Regions from separate parts of the Mus musculus genome. Here region 1 is linked to region 2. A link is a loop called in an ENCODE intact Hi-C map of the cell type or tissue named here. Cell type or tissue: heart. All regions are shown on one strand.

Region 1 (8,000 bases), 65 kb after region 2:
TGACGGGCTTGCAGCATCTGGTCCTGCTAACTTTAGCAATTCTGAGTTAATTATTCTCTGTGTTGGACAAGTGAGAGGACTGGGTGATGGGGTCCAGATAAGCAAGGCAGGAATGGCAGGGCTCTGAGGACCCAGGAATTATCTGAGGCTGGAGCTTTGGCCCAGGTACCAGAAATGTCTTGGGACCCATAAAAGTAGTGGGCTACAGAGTTGGTCTTCTCATCCTCACCCTTCTCCCATCTTTTTCCTCCTCATCTGTCTTTGAGATGGGGTCTCATATAGCCCAGGCTGCATAATGCCTGGGCAAACTGACCTTGAACCAGCTAAGCAGCCTAGGCTGACCTCCCAATCCTCCTGTCTTCTCTCCATACTTCTGGGGTCCTGGCATGAGTCATCTCTCCTAGACTGCTTCTCCCTTTGCCTCTGTTACTGCCCTCTATGTCCCATTATTCTTGCTTGTGTTTGAACACTGCTGGTGTCAATGCCTTAGCAGGTAACACAAGTAACGACATACACTCCTTCATGGCTTCTGCCTCCAATGCTAAACTCCGGCTCCAGGGCTGCTGTCGTGGGGCCTCTCCAGTGGCTTGAGTGTAGGAAGGCTTGCTTGGCAGAGCTCTTGGAGCAGTTACACCGTGTTGCCTTATTACTTGTTACTTCCCCAGAGGCTTCTGGGCAACAGACACTGTTTTCTCCTAAGTGCATTTCAGCAGAGGAGAGCTGAACTGTCAGAGGGCCTGTAGGACAGAGGCCTGATGTAGCTCAGCAAGGGTCTGATAACCCGAGGAAGAGGAGTAAGGCTCATTCTGGAGCGCACTGCTCTCTTTTCCTCAGAGGGGTCCCTCTCCTTGCTATATTTGAGCACCCCTCCCTTTTGAGATAAGGTCTGTGGTAATTTGAATAGGTTCGGCCCCCATAGACTTGGGTTTGAAAGCTAGGCCCGTAGGGAGTGACACTATTAGGAGATGAGGCCTTGTTGGAGTAGGTGTGGCTTAGTTGGACAAAGTGTGTCACTATGGGGGTAGGCTTTGAGTCATATATGCTCAAGCTATACCCAGCATGGCACTCAGTCTCTCCTTGTTGCCTGTGGGTCAAGAAAAAGAACTCTTGGCTCCTCCAGCACCACATCTGTCTGCAAGCTACCATGCTTCCTGTCATGACAATCATGGACTGAACCTCTGAAACTGTAAGCCAGCCCCAAATCAAATGTTGCCCTTTGTAAGAGTTGCCATGGTCATGGTGTCTCTTCACAGCAATCAAACCCTACCGTAAGGTCTTATGTAGCCCAGGGTAGCCTTGAATTTGCTATATAGCCAAGATTGGCTCTGAACCTCTGATCCTCTTGTCTCTACCTTCCAAGTGCTACACCAGGGCCTCCTGTATGCTAGGTAAGCACTCCAGTAGCTGACACTTATTCTCAGCCCCATCATTTTCTTCTTCCTTAAGATATAGTACAGCAAGCTGGGTGTGGTGGCGCATGCCTTTAATCCCAGCACCCAGGAGGCAGAGGCAGGCAGATTTCTGAGTTCGAGGCCAGCCTGGTCTACAAAGTGAGTTCCAGGACGGCCAGGGCTACACAGAGAAACACTGTCTCGAAAAACCAAAAAAAAAAAAAAAAAAAAAAAAGAAGAAGATGTCAGTACAGCAGACACAGTAAAGAGTGTTTAGGGCCTTTAGTGAGCAGCTTGAGAGTTTATTATATTTACAGTTCTGTGGCTACTGTCCATATAAGAAAAGAGAATTTCCCCATATTTCAGAAGAACCCATAGTGCCCTTAGGAGTCCCTCTCATTGAGGTGAATACTTTCCCAACCTCCATTATAGACAGCCTGAATACTTTTTTAAAGCCAGGGTCTCACCATGTAGCTCAGACTGGCTTTGAACTTCTGGGATCAGATGCCCTTCCTGCCTCAGTCTCCTGAACTAGGACCTCAGGGGCATAGCACTGTATTGTTTGATGGCCAGCTCTAAAAAGGCAAAAACGAAGCAGGGACCGTGTGCTGGAAATTCCAGTATAAGGAACAGAGAGGCTGGAGATAAGTTCAAAGGCCGCCTCAGCTATATAGCATGTTGGAAGCCAGCCTGAGCTATTTAAGACTACCTCAAAAAACCAGACCATTCCAGACCAAACTAGTCCCAATCCAACCACCACCATCACCACCATCACTACCACCATCACTACCACCATCACTACCACCACCACCACCACCACCACCACACCACCACCACCATCACCACCACCACCATCACCACCACCACCACCACCACCACCACCACCATCACCACCACCACCATCACCACCACCACCACCACCACACCACCACCACCATCACCACCACCACCATCACCACCACCACCACCACCACCACCACCACCACCACCACCACCACCGCACCACCACCATCACCATCACCACCATCACTACCACCACCACCACCACCACCACCACCACCACCACTACCACCACTACCACCACCACCACCACCATCACCACCATCACTACCACCACCACCACCATCACTACCACCACCACCACCACCACCACTACCACCACTACCACCACCACCACCACCATCACCACCATCACTACCACCACCACCACCACCACCACCACCACCACCACCACCACCACCACCATCACCACCATCACTACCACCACCACCACCACCACCACCACCACCACCACCACCATCACCACCATCACTACCACCACCACTACCACCACCACCACCACCACCAGCTAAACAAATCTGGTTGAGTGAATTTGCCAAGTAGTCTCAGCTTTTGTGCTTGGCTTCTTTGAGCCAGTGGTCTCTCAGAGTACAACTGTGGAGTGTGGCAATTGTCTTCTCACCTCTGCAACTCTCCATGGTTTGAACTCTGTCATTCCTCACAGCCTGTGAGTGTGAAAGTAGAGGTCATATGGAGGGAATAAAGCCAGCAGCCAGTAGCTGGAGTTCTCTCTCCCTACATGGTCTTGGTCTGTGAGTGTCCTCACCTACAACCATGATAGGTTCATGTGCCAATTTTGCCAGCCCTGGCACAGGCTTCTGAGCCACATGCAGCCACAGGTATCGGGTTGCTGGTCCGTGTCAAGCTGCAGCACCCGTAACCTTGACTGGGAAAGCCCTCTGTCTTCTTGGGATGCTGGAGGAAACTGGAGCAGTACCAGACAGACATAGGATGCGGCTTGTAAATTATGAGCTGTGATTTGCAAACATGCTTATGACAGAAGAGTCACTGAGATCTGGGGACTCCCCCCACTTCAGAAAGTCCTTTTGTCTCCTTCTGATGGCCTCTGATTGCTGCTCTGTGTCCGATTTCCCCTTCTCTGTTATATTAACTCACAGCGTCAGCCAAACTTCCAGGGCTTGCTGGGAGCCTGCCAAGGCGCTGCTCACAAACCTTTAGTGGCTTCCCACAGCCTGCTCAAGTCTCCTGGCATTTCAGAAGCTTCTCCACAGGGGCTGGGGATATGGCTCAGTTGGTAGCCTGCTTGCCTAGCATCCACGAAGTCCTGAGTTGGATTGCCAGCACTGCATAAAACCGGCGTGGTAGCACTGGTCTGTAATAGCAGCACTTGAGAAATAGGAGCAAAAGAATCAGGGGTTCAAAGTCACCCTCAGCTACATTGAATTTGAAACTATTCCGGGCTACGTAAGAGCCTCGCTGGGAAAGAGGAGGTGGCTGGGGTGATGGCCCGGTGGGTAACAGAACCTCTCCTGTAAACCTAAGGACCTCAGTTCAGATTTCCAAATTCAAATAAACAACTGGGTGTGGCCAGCACTGGGATGTGCAGGGACGGGTGGATTACTGAGTGACCCTGTCTCAAGAGAAGAAAGTAGAGGATTATAGAGCAGGACCTCGTACACTCATGCACATGGGTGAGCATATTCACATACATGTATATGCTCAAATGCATGCACACATACCAAATACAAAAACTGCACAGGATAAGGCAACTGCCCCCCTTCTCACTATGTAGCCCCTCCTAGCCTGGAACTATGTAGACTAGGCTGGCCTGAAATTTAAAAAGATCTGCCTGCCTCTGCATCTTGAATGCTGGGATTAAAGGTGTTTAGCTTCCTTCCTTCCTTCCTTCCTTCCTTCCTTCCTTCCTTCCTTCCTTCCGCCCCCCCCCCCCCCTTTCTTTTTCTTCTGAGCAGTCATTACTCCAAGCCAGGATTGTGACAGCCAGTGCAATCTAGTTATCTTGGCTTCTTATGGTTTAGTAGTCTGAGTAAATACTTCTCCATTGCATGTCCCTAAGAGGTTCTTCATTAGTCCAGTCCATGCATGGCCATAGTTCCCAAGGCCACCTGTGTACCAAGATGTCTGTTAAAACCCCAGCCATCACTACTACCTTGGTAGCACACAGTAAAGAAGAGGAAAGAGAAGAGGCCGCTCTGCTTCCCTTTAGGGTTGTAATAGTTACAGTAATAAAAGTGACTGTAAGCTTATCACCATTGTGTGCCAGCCCCTGCTCCTAAGTGCAGGTCATTTGCATATGATAATACCAAAGAGCTGCTGTTGTTACTCCTGGTTTAGAGGAACAGAAGGCACAGAGGGGTTAAGTAACAAACACAAGAACACACACTTGGGAAGTAGATGACCGAATGGAAATTCATGCCCTAGCACAGGGTCTGGGCTCATAAAACCTCAGTTACAGGTACACATTCCCTTCTCTCCCAGCCTATTGGCCAGAGGTTAGGCATATGATAAAACTGGTCCAAAAGGGAGGCTGGGAAATGAGTGTGTGTTTCAGGCCGTCTTTTTTTTTTTCCCTTATTTTTTTTTATTACGCATTTTCCTCAATTACATTTCTAATGCTATCCCAAAAGCCTCCCATATCCTACTGCCCCCACTCCCCTACCCACCCATTCCCATTTTTTGGCCCTGGCGTTCCCCTGTACTGGGGCATATAAAGTTTGCCTGTCCAGTGGGCCTCTCTTTGCAGTGATGGCTGACTAGGGCATCTTTTGATACATATGCAGCTAGAGTCAAGAGCTCCAGGGTACTGGTTAGTTCATAATGTTGCACCTACAGGGTTGCAGATCTCTTTAGCTCTTTGGATACTTTCTCTAGCTCCTCCATTGGGGGCCCTGTGATCCATCCAATAGTTGACTGTGAACATCCACTTCTGTGTTTGTTAGGCCCCGGCCTAGTCTCACAAGAGACGGCTATATCACGGTCCTTGCACCAAACGCTTGCTAGTGTATGCAATGGTGTCATCATTTGAAGGCTAATTATGGGATGGATCCCTGGATATGGCAGTCTCTTGATGGTCCATCCTTTTGTCTCAGTTCCAAACTTTGTCTCTGTAACTCCTTCCATGGGTGATTGTTTCCAATTCTAAGAAGGGGCAAAGTGTCCACACTTTGGTCTTCGTTCTTCTTCAGTTTCATGTGTTTTGCAAATTGTACCTTATATCTCACTATATTAAGTTTCTGGGCTAATATCCAGTTATCAGTGAGTACATATTATTTGAGTCCTTTTGTGATTGTGTTACCTCACTCAGGATGATGCCCTCCAGGTCCAACCATTTGCCTAGGAACCACAAGTAAACTGTGGCTTATTGAAAAGGCGAGGAGAAGACATTTTGGACTGTCAAGCTGTCTGTTCCCCGCCACACACCATGTTGCCTTTCTTCTGGGACTTTTTCATTCATTCAGACCCCAAGCTTCTTGACTGTTGGATCCTGGCTCCCAAAACAAGGTGTCATGAGAGCTCTGAGTGGGAGATGACCTCACTCAAAATTTGTCTTCTTCCTTCCCTTCCTTCATTCCTCTCTCCCATTCCTTCTTTCTTTTCTTCCTTCCCTCACCTTCTTCCCCTCCACCTTCTTTTTCTTCTCTCTCTCTCTCTCTCTCTCTCTCTCTCTCTCTCTCTCTCTCTCTCTCTGAGACAGGATTTGTCTGTATATCCTTGGCTGTCCTAGAACTAGACCTGTAGACCAGGCTGGCCTCGAACTCAGAGATCCACCTCCCTCTGCCTACTGAGTGCTGGGATTAAATGTATGCATCACCACCTCTCTGTATTCTTCTTTCCTTTCTTTTTGGAAGTACTGTAGATTGTACCTATAGTCTTATGAATACGAGTCTAGTGCTTTGCAGCTGAGCTGCAGCCTATCCTTGCTGGTAGCCTTGAAAGCACAGTAGCTCCTTCTGAGGTCCAGGTGACTTCAGGTGGAGATTATGGCTAAGTCAATGGATGTGCTGCATTTCTGGGTGCAAGGCCCCACCTCCCACACTAAGTCATCTCCCTGGCTTGTTAGCTGGATGTAGTGGTGCATGCTTTTAATCCCAGCACTCTGGAGGCAGAGGCAGGAAGACCTCTGTGATTTTGAGGTCTGATATACACACTGAGTTTGTTCCAGGGCAGTCAGAGCCACATAGTAAGACCCTGTATTTTTTTTTTTAAGTTTTAAAATAAATATTTTATAATACTGGAGATAGAGCCCAGGGGGTATCTGCCAGTGCATGCTGGGTAAATATTCTGACTGTGAGCTACATTCTCAACCTCTGATTTCTTGAGAAAGGGAAATCTAGACTGGCCTCTTCCTCCACACCCTCTGTAGTGCTGTGACGAAGGGCCCTTCCATGAAGGTATTAGACCTCTTTCCTGATTCTAGATTTTCACAGCGCACCTCCTTGTGTTTTGGCTGCACAAGAGGATTTGCAAGCACAGAGGGCCAACGTATACTGCAATAAAGGTCCTGGCATGTGAGTACCTACTATGCATCCTGTGAACCTTCAGATGGTCCTGGCCCTGAATCACCAAGCCTTCAAGTTCAGGCTCAGGATTCCACAAATCCAGCCCCACTTGCTTTTCTCCCAGTCTCTCCTAACCCCCTCCATGACTTCCGAACAAACCTGGAACCCATCTCCATACCTCAGAATTCCAAGTTCTGTCTCGTTCTACTTGTCTCAACAGCCTCTCTATCTCTCTGTCTCTCTGTCTCTCTCTCTCTGTTTTTCTCTGTCTCTCTTTCTCCTCTCTTTCTCTCCCTCTCTCTGTTTTTCTCTGTCTTTCTCCCCCCCCCCCCCTCTGGCGGTCATCTGTTCTTGCACATGTACCCTTCCAGTCTGTTCTCCACAGTGCAGCGAGAGGGACGTGCCGCAGCCAGCAAGCCAGGCAGATGCAATTAGTCACTCTCCCACGATTGCCCTCCAGGACCTCGAGTGCTAGCACTATTTCCCCTTCAAGCTGCGTGGCACCTCCCTCCGCTCCACCTCTAGTCTCTGTGCAGGCTCTGCTGCTGGAGAGAAATCTACCTCAGACTCAGACAGCACTGCAGTATGCAGAGTGGGGACCATTTGTTTCTCATCACTGATGTTTACAGCCTGAACTAGAAGGCTTGGTGATTCGGGCTAGGAACATCTGAGGGTTCACAGGATGCATGGTGGGTACCAGATGTGCTGAAGACCAGGACCTTTATTGGAGTATACATCAGCCCTCTGTGCTTGTTTGGCTTCAGGCCAGCGCCCCACCCCATCTTTCAGAGACATGGTCTCACCATGTAGCTCTGGCTCTGGCAAGCTTCTTCTGCCCTGTGTCCTTTCCCTTGTTCTCTGGGATCTGCTACTTCCCACCACTTCTTGAAAGCCTCAAGCCTTTTCAGTGAGTTCTTCTCCCATTCCTCTCTTTGGCTAACTCCAGCTCTTGGCTAGGATGTCACTGTCTGCAAAGGGTCCCTCCTGGTTGTACACATTGAGCATCTTGAATCCCCCAAATTCAAAATGCTCCCAAGTCAAAACCTTCATGTGATGGGTTTTGAGCTGTGATGGGCTGCAGCCAGCCCCAGCTGAAAGCGCTGTCTAAAATTACTTTGAAGCTACATGGACAAATTGTATCGGAAACATAAGGGAATTGTGAGCTGAGGCTTAGTTTCCATCTCCAAGATATCTCATTACACACATGCAAACCCTAACAAATCCCATATATGAAACTCTGGTTCTCAAAGCTCTGAACAAGGACCCTCAGTCTGTGTCCTTTCCTGGT
Region 2 (8,000 bases):
TTGGGTGGTAGAAAGACTGCCCCCCCCCCGTCCCTTTTTGAGGGGAGCTGCAGCTGATTTGGTATCAGGTGGTTACTGAGTCCTAAGCCTAAAGCTGTTAGCTTCTGATTACTGCTTAAAGTTAACTGCAGCCTATCAGGGGTGAGTTGGCCCTAGAAACTGCAGGGACACTTTAAAGCTTGTCATTGCAGATGCCAGAGGCCTCTTTCCAGATCTTTCCCTAGGAAATGAAGGGCCTAAATTCTTGTTGCATTTCTAGCCTCCCTCCCCCCTCCCTCCTTGAGTCTCTGGCTGGAAAGTCTGAACTGCTTTTGAGGTTTGCAGTGTTTCCCTCCATCAAGCCTGCACCCCTTGGGCTTGGGTATGGCCCCCCCCAAACCCATATTTAGGCTGCCGTAGTGTGGGAGCTCTGCAGGGCAAAGCCCAACTGTGGCCACTCGAAAGGAGGAGGCCTGACCTTTGCAGGGAGAAGGCGGATTCACAGCCTGACACTCTGCAGGGAGACCGAGAGCTGCAAAGGAGCCGCAGGCATTGCCGTGGCCCCAGCAGCTCGAAGAAAGCTTGTGAAAGGAAACCAGCTCAGGGAGGCAGGAGGCCAGGAAGCTTCCGTGCTGTGAGTGTGCCCCTTTGAGACTGCACAGGCCACTGGGAGGAAGAGAAACTGCTTGGCTGGGAGGCAAAGTCAGAGTTGCAGTGGCAGACAATTGCTGGAGGAAGGTCCAGTGAAGATGAGTACCTGGAGATGGGTCATCAGATCGGGAGGAGACCTCTAACTGTCAGAAGTCCTGTGTATGAAGACCAGTTGGGTTTTAAACATTCATATTTGAGGTAACATTGTCTACCGAAGGTGGGGTTCTTTCCATAGAAAATAGCAAGCTCTTTGCTGCTGAATCCAAAGGGAACCCCCACATACCCCCATACTCCCATATACACATAGATTTAGTTGGGGCTAGGGGCTTCTGAAAATTGCTACACAGGCTGGTCAGGTTTAGAGGAGAAAGACTCCAAGGGCCTACCCATTCACAGGAGACAAGATGGTGTCCCTTTGGGGCTGGAGTGGCGAAGGTACAGTGAGCCGTTGTGCTGAGTCGGAACCCCTCGCTTCTCCAGCCCGGTTACTTCTACACATGTCCAATTTTGGTGTCTGAATAAAAAAAAAAAGTAGCACAGAAACAAAACCATATGACAAGACTGGCTGCAAACCTTAAAGAATTGAGGGGGGAGGGGAGGGGTGGCCTGGAAGGGGGAGGGGAAATTATTCGAGACTGGGGGGTAGAGGGAAGCAGTTTTGACTATTTTCTAAATCCCACCCACCCACCCACCCATGCTGCTGATGCAGTTCCAATTCCTTCAGTAGATGCCTCAGCCCCGGTGCTCGGTGCTTGAGGGAGTGTGGAATAACAATCTGCAGAGGAGACTCTGCCACAAGAGGCAACTCAAAGTGTAGCCGGGGAGTGCCGAAGCTCAGACCAGTGGCAGGAAGGCACCCCACCCCCTGCCTCTGCCATTCGGTCCTCCTTAAGGTCCATAGCCAAGAGGTCGATTAACACACTGCACACACTGCAGTCTGGGGTGGGGGTGGCAATAAGGGGAAGCGTGGCCACAGGGCTTCTCCCAGCAAGCTAAGTGGAGGCTGCCTATTTCCCCACCCTGACCCAAAGTCCTGAGATTCATCTCTTTAGAGGCCAGCCAGAGACCTCTAAGGACAGTTAGACTTTCATTGAGCCTTTCCATATCCATTGCTCCCCTCCCCCCTTTAAAAGGTCTGTTTCCCCTCCCCCTCCAAGTCCCCAACCCTGCTTCCTCCTGTGCAAGAAGGGGTCACTTGTCACTTGTGTGACTCTTTGGAGTCCAAGGGCCAGGAGCTTTGTTCTTCAGGGGCTTCCCCTCCTAAATTATCCCCATTTCTGTATATTATTTATCCCCTACACTTACCCGAATACAAACAGCAGGGTTTTATAATCTCATTATCATAGGCCTAGGTCTGGGTGACCTCGGAGCTGCCTTCCCATGGGGTACAGTCTATTACGTAGCAAGCTGGAGTTTCCACCATTCTCTCTCTCTCTCTCTCTCTCTCTCTCTCTCTCTCTCTCTCTCCCCCAGGCTCTGAAATCCCAGTAGTGGTGGCTATAAGGGATATTTTAGACTGTGTTGGCTTTAGGTCAGGCTACGAGAAGGCCCCCAGGGGCAGCCTGAGCAGCGGGAGGACGAGCCCTTCCAGTGCCCAGTTGCTTTGGTCCCCGGAGCAGATGGCAACTTTGTCTCCTGGTGTGTGCTTCAACACATTCAAAAGACGGCGCTCAGGCGAAGCCTCACTGACATTCACAACCGATTAAAGACCCGAGCCGGTGCCAGGCGCAATGGAGGGTTATGAATTAATCATGGGGGTTACCGATATCTGAGGCTCCCCAGGGCAGCCCCTCTATTATTAAGCAGCCCCACTGCCCATTCCTGACCCCCACCCCCTACCACAAAGGGGTAGGAGCAGCGTCTTTCGCACTGCCCCAATTAACAGCCACCCTCCGCGAGGTCTCAGGCCGAGTTGCTGGGCCTGCCAGACACTCGGAGCAGAAAGCCCAACCTTTGGGACAAGCTGGAAGCAAACCCTGGAGTAAAGGCTCAGTCCCTGAGGCTCAAGGACACCTCTATCTACCCTTTTCGTGAGACAGGGTTCCAGGCTGGTGGGCGATGTCCGAGGCCACCCACAGGATCTTGGTGTCCTAGGATCCCAGAGGAGGCTCAACCTTGAGGCTCTGGCTATGTTCCAGACATGGAAAATTAAAAAATAAAAATCAGGTTCTTGTATTCTGTGAACCCCCTTCGCAGCTCCCGGGCCTCTTCGGAGCAGAATCTCCTAACATCTCCATGCTCCAAGCTGCCTGGGGTTGGCCTAAATGGCGGGTACCCACGGGATCTCAGGCACACATCTCAGCCACGGAACCGGCTGTCTGCGCTGTCGACGTATTGTTCTCGTCTCCCCTATTTATTTCTCAGGCCTGCCTGGCCACAGATTTCTGCAAGACGGAGCAGTCCTCGGGTTCCTCCTGCTTCCAGAGGGGCCATAAAAAACAGATGGTCTCATTAGGAACAATTTATGCATATATATTTCGAAGAGTTCAGCAGAGTGGGGTAGGTTTGCAGCCCCTGCGTCAGGCAAGAGCAAAATATCACCACTTGCAAATGTTTCCAGTTTGCAAAATAATGGCCTATCCAAAGTAGCTAAGCAACGAATTACTCAAACACTAGAAGGTTGGATGCCAATATTATCACATTCGTCCTGTTCCTCAAACCGTCCTTCTTCTCGGCCATTGGATTTCGGAGGGAGGCTCCCGGGCCTCACACCCCTAAGCCTGCGGCTTCCTTTCAATGACTATTTCCAATCTCCAAGTCAAATCACTTATTAATTATAGAGGCAACTCGAGCAAACCCAATTACCCGTAGGCAACCCTTCCCAGATGGGAAGTCTGTCTCGCTCGGCTCCCACAGTGGCCCAAGTTCTGGGGGGGGGGGGGCTTCTTTTGCGTCCTATTTCTTTTCGTCAGTGCCCCTCCAGCGGCCGGAAATGTTTCTTTTCCCAGACCCTTCTTCCCAGAAGCAACTCCTTTTCCCTACCCTGATCGCTTTCCATCCTTCCAGCTAGGAGACATCCATCCCCGCCCCACAAGAGGCGCTGCCTTCAGGCTAAATTTACTGCCGCGCCAGGTTTAAGCCTTAGGCGTTGTAGACCTGGCGTTGGAATGGCGGAAGCTTGAGACAGAGCCCTATTCATTTGTAAAGGATGGCTGAGGGATTCGCTTGGTTAGCAACCCCTCGCTCCCACTGTCCTCCCTTCAGGCCTAGCTCGTGGCTTCTGCGCACCTTGTTTTGCAGGAAGCGTGCCAGAACTCCGACAGGCCTTAGCCTCGGGTTTGTGTGTGGTGGTGGAGATCTGACTAATGTCACCACAGTTGTGGCCTTGTGGCAATAATGATTTCCACCAGGATATTGTGCCAAGCATGTCACCTACTACCCATATGTATCTCTTCCCAGTCCAAGCAGCCACCCTTAGATGGGCGTCATTTCTTCCACTTTGCAGATGTAACATCCAAGGTTAAGAAACTCGCTTCAAATCACGCAGCTAGGTGGAAATAAAGCCTTAATCCAAAACCCGAGTTTTCATTCACAGCTTCAAAGACACCTTCCGGAATTGTAGAAGCCATAGGGGGCGGGAGGGGGGGACTGTTAATTTGGTGCCGAGGACGCCTGCCTGGCAGACTAAAGCCCTCTGAGGTTTCGGGCTAGAGATTTAATCGTGCTCTGGGACTAGGAAAGGACACACGGGTCAGGGGGGCACCCGGATTACTGGCACCCGTGAGATTGGAGAGGAGTGGGGGTTGCTGCGTTGGTTGGGGCTGGGGCTTTGCAAAGCCTCGGGGAAGGGTTTGGCGGCCCTTTCACCATCGGCAAAATCGCTCCCCAGGCTGGTGGTGGGGAGGACGACGGCCTCGCCCCAGCGATCTGGGCGGCTCACGGAGAGCCAGAAGCCTAGGGAAGTCCCCAGAGGCCGCCGGCCGCCGCCGCGTTTCCGCGGCGCCCTCGCTAAGATGGAGCAAGCAGTTGTGCGGAGGAGGGAGGGGAGCCGGAGAGGGATGCGCGGGCGAGCTGGTAACCGTCTGCAGCGAGGAGTGTAATTGCCCCTGTGACCGCGGGCGGCGAGGGCGGGGCGCTCTCCCAGCCTCCTCCCTCCCACTCCGCCGCAGGCGCGGAGCTGGCCGCCTTTGGCTGAGACGCGAAGCACCTAAGGGGCTTGGCCCTGTACCGCCTAGCGAGGCCAGCTCGTCCGCGCTCCGGTCCCGCGCACACATCAAGTCCCTAAGATCCCAGGCCGGAGCAGGCCACAGCTTCCCTCTCCTTCAGGGTACGCCTTGCCCAGGCCAGGGGCTGACGATCAGATTACACTGGGTGACCCTGCCTGTCCATTCCCTAGAAGGGAAGCAGCAGCTTTCACGGTCTTGCATTTCACCCCCATCCCCCACCCTCCCACCCCACCCCCCAAAACAAAACAAAACAAAAAACTGAGGGCTAAGGCTGCTCTGCTCGACAATAGGAGAAGAGGAGAGATGGGACCTCAGAACAGAGCGCCCACAGCCCTTAGCGTGTACACTTTGCCTTTTGATGAATTCCTGGCCCTGGGCCCCCGCCAGAGGTGGAGAAAGGGGCCCCATAACCAGCCAGAGTTTGTAACTCTGTGTGGTTTCTGGTTTTTTACTGCTCGTTTGAAATTGTTCCATAGGAAAATGTCTGCCAAGGAGGCCTGAAAGGCCTGGAGCCCCGCTCCACCACCCGGGTGCCAATGTGCCAGCAGTGAGTGTGCACGAGTGGACTCGCGCCTGCGGGCCCCGGGAGGGTTGGAGGGAACATTTTACCCTGCAGCAGCGCTGTGAGCACGACATGCAACCTTGAACCTGGTACCCACGGGTCCCCTGTGCTGCGGCCTTGGCCCAGACTAGCACCCCAGTGCGCCTCTCATGCCTTCCTTCTGCCCCCAAGGCAGGCACTGTTAACCCAGGCAGGTGACAGCGCTCTGGCGCCCATCGTGCCGTGGTCTTTATACCTCGTGAGTTCAACACTAATGAGTTATGGGTTGGCCCACGAAAACATAATGTGTAAATTAGGAATTTAATGATGTGTAAGATTAAAAGCTGCGCAGGGTTGCATTTATTTAAGGCTGCCATCTTGTGTTCGCAGAGAAATTACTTGAACGACATTGACCTCCTTCGCCCATGTGATTGGGATTGGTGTGAGGGCTGGGTGGGGTCTGGGAGGGTCCCATGTGTTGGGACTTGAGTCCTCTTGGGCTCTTGCAGGGCCAGGTTGTGCTCTGGGGAGGCAGAGGGCTCACTTTGTGTGAACCCCTTGGTTGGAAGCCTGCCCAAGGCCAGATAAAGCCCCTGGTCTTTTCCTAGGTCCCAGGTTCGCAAGGCATCAGGGGTTGCCAATTCCTGGGATATTCCCTACACCTTCTAGTCTAGATGCTCTCTCCTACTGTACAGGCTATTTCCCCCCTTTTGTGTCAAAGCTGGGAAAATTTAAGGCAGATTATCCTCTGTTTTTATGTCCTTAGAGAGGGCTTCCTGCCCCGTGTAGCATCCCTGGGCCCAAACCAGAAGCACCAGGCCCCCATCCCCTCCTGGCTAAGGTTTCTGAGATGGAGACAGTCCTTCAGTTTTCTCCTGCAGTCCGACTGTCTCAAGTGCTCCTCCCATCCAGGGGATACATAGGAAACTGTACCGGGCAATGCTGGGCAGCCCTGGGGTACATACAGAGTTCGCCTGCTTGGGAAGGCCAACCACAGTGCACTGAGAAATGTGGACTTTCCTCCTTAGCACACAGCTGAAGCAGATTGGGAAGACCTGGAAGAGGAAGTAAAAGCAGACATGGAAAGGTTGGGTTCATGAACTTTGGTTTCGGAGTGAAGGCTTGTTTTAGCAAATGGCAGAGTAGCCGAGTGCCTTAGGGACTTTGGGGTGGGGGTGGGGGTGGGGGTGGGGGTTCTCTGTAGCCCCGGCTGTCCTGGAACTCCCTCTGTACACCAGACTGGCCTCGAACTCACGGAGATCTACCAGAGATCTACTTGCCTCTGTGTCCCAAGTGCTGGGATTAAAGGTATGTGCCACCACTGCCTAGTGGGTGCCTAGGGATTCAAAACAAAACAAAACAAAACAAAACAAAACAAAACAAACCCAACCCTCCCTGTGGCTGTCTTCTAGGCTTTGAAAGGGTTAATGGGCACACTGCCACTCCTGGTTTCTCTGTTTGCCCAGGCCCTAGGTCTTACCTAACCAATTGCTAAAGGGTTATATAACTGTAGAAGTTTCTCTTCTTTCCCACTGGCTGGGAGTCTCAGAAAACCCCTGCTTAAGTAATCAAGATAACCTTTTTAAAATTCCTTAGGGTCCAAGAATTTTGGTGTCCTCCTCTGTAGTTCTGTTTGAAAAAAAGAAAAAAAAATAAGGGGGGGGGTGGAAATGGGGAGAAGAGGAGAGTCTGTAATCTCTAATATCCACTGAAGCCTGCCTCTTTGGCATACATACATCGTCCAGATAACCTTTATAAGTGTGCCCCCAAGTTTCTGAGAAAAGCTTCTGCTGGACACTGGCCAGGGAGGGGAAGAGGAGCCAGGCAAGGGACGAATTTTCCCCTTGGACAGTAAGGCGAAGGGCGCACGAGGCCTGACTGCGGATGTGGCCAGGAGCAGGTCAGATCAGAGAAGCAGGCTGATAAGCCTGCCTGAACTGCCACTATTTGGGAGACAGATGGTGCGTGGCGGCCCTGAGTGCCTTCATTTTTTTTCTCTCTTGTGTATGTAGTATGATGGCTGAGGCTGGGGGTGGGTGGGTGGGCATGACCTCAACTCTGCACCTGTCCTCAGCCCAGATCAACTGGTTTTTAGTCACACCAGTCTAAATTGGAGGGGTCATGCTCTGGTATCTCTGCATAGAACACTGGTCTGTGAGGAATTTTTTTTTCCCCTAGAGATAGTCTTCTACTTCCCCCACTTCCATTTCCTTTTTAGTTTTCTGTTGCTGAGTCTTGATTTGTAGCCCAGACTGTTCTCACACTTATTGATTGATTGATTGAGTTAGGGTCTCTCTGTAGTCCTAGTTGTTCAGGACGTCAATATGTACACCAGGCTGGCCTCGAGCTCTCAGAGATCCTTCTGCCTCTGCCTCATGAGTGCTGGCATTAAGGGTGTGCACCGCCACACTTGGCTTTGCCCTCAAGTTCGCCATCCTCCTGCGGCAGCCTCACAAGTCCTGGGCGACTAGGCATGAGAAAGCACACTCAGGTCCAGAGGTGGGCTTCCGGGCACTGACCCACTGACCCAGAAAGGATCCTCTTCCCACTGCTGAGGAGTTGCTCCAATGTTCTGCCACTTTTTAGAAAGCTCTCCCAGGCTGTAGGCAGAAGGGAAAGCCGGGACTGAGGTCTGACTGTTCTCTATTTGTAGCCAGTCAGCC

What was found. Hi-C counts contacts between places; a loop is a spot of excess contacts. Peaks named below come from ENCODE experiments on the same cell type or tissue, not always from the same donor. Only the 100,000 strongest peaks of a DNase experiment are listed, where the experiment ranks them.
Region 1: it touches region 2 in a loop (2.3-fold over the local background); 5 of 42 quality-filtered maps call a loop at or near these places.

Annotation. Positions count from the first base shown.
Region 1 is chrX:11,930,879-11,938,878 of GRCm38, reverse strand. No RefSeq gene overlaps it. Among named protein-coding and RNA genes, the nearest start is that of Gm52427, 40 kb to the right of the region's middle. In heart, no CTCF peak of the experiment used is centred here; a DNase peak (open chromatin) is centred at 3,378; H3K27me3 peaks cover 2,153 bases.
Region 2 is chrX:11,995,869-12,003,868 of GRCm38, reverse strand. Gm34301 (a long non-coding RNA gene) reads right to left here and starts at 1,722. Exons shown (of 4, transcript XR_003953093.1): 1 at 1,323-1,722; 2 at 1,017-1,144; 3 at 458-785. In heart, CTCF peaks have their summits at 4,694 and 7,284; a DNase peak (open chromatin) is centred at 4,688; H3K4me3 peaks cover 2,063 bases; H3K27ac peaks cover 5,580 bases; H3K27me3 peaks cover 6,080 bases.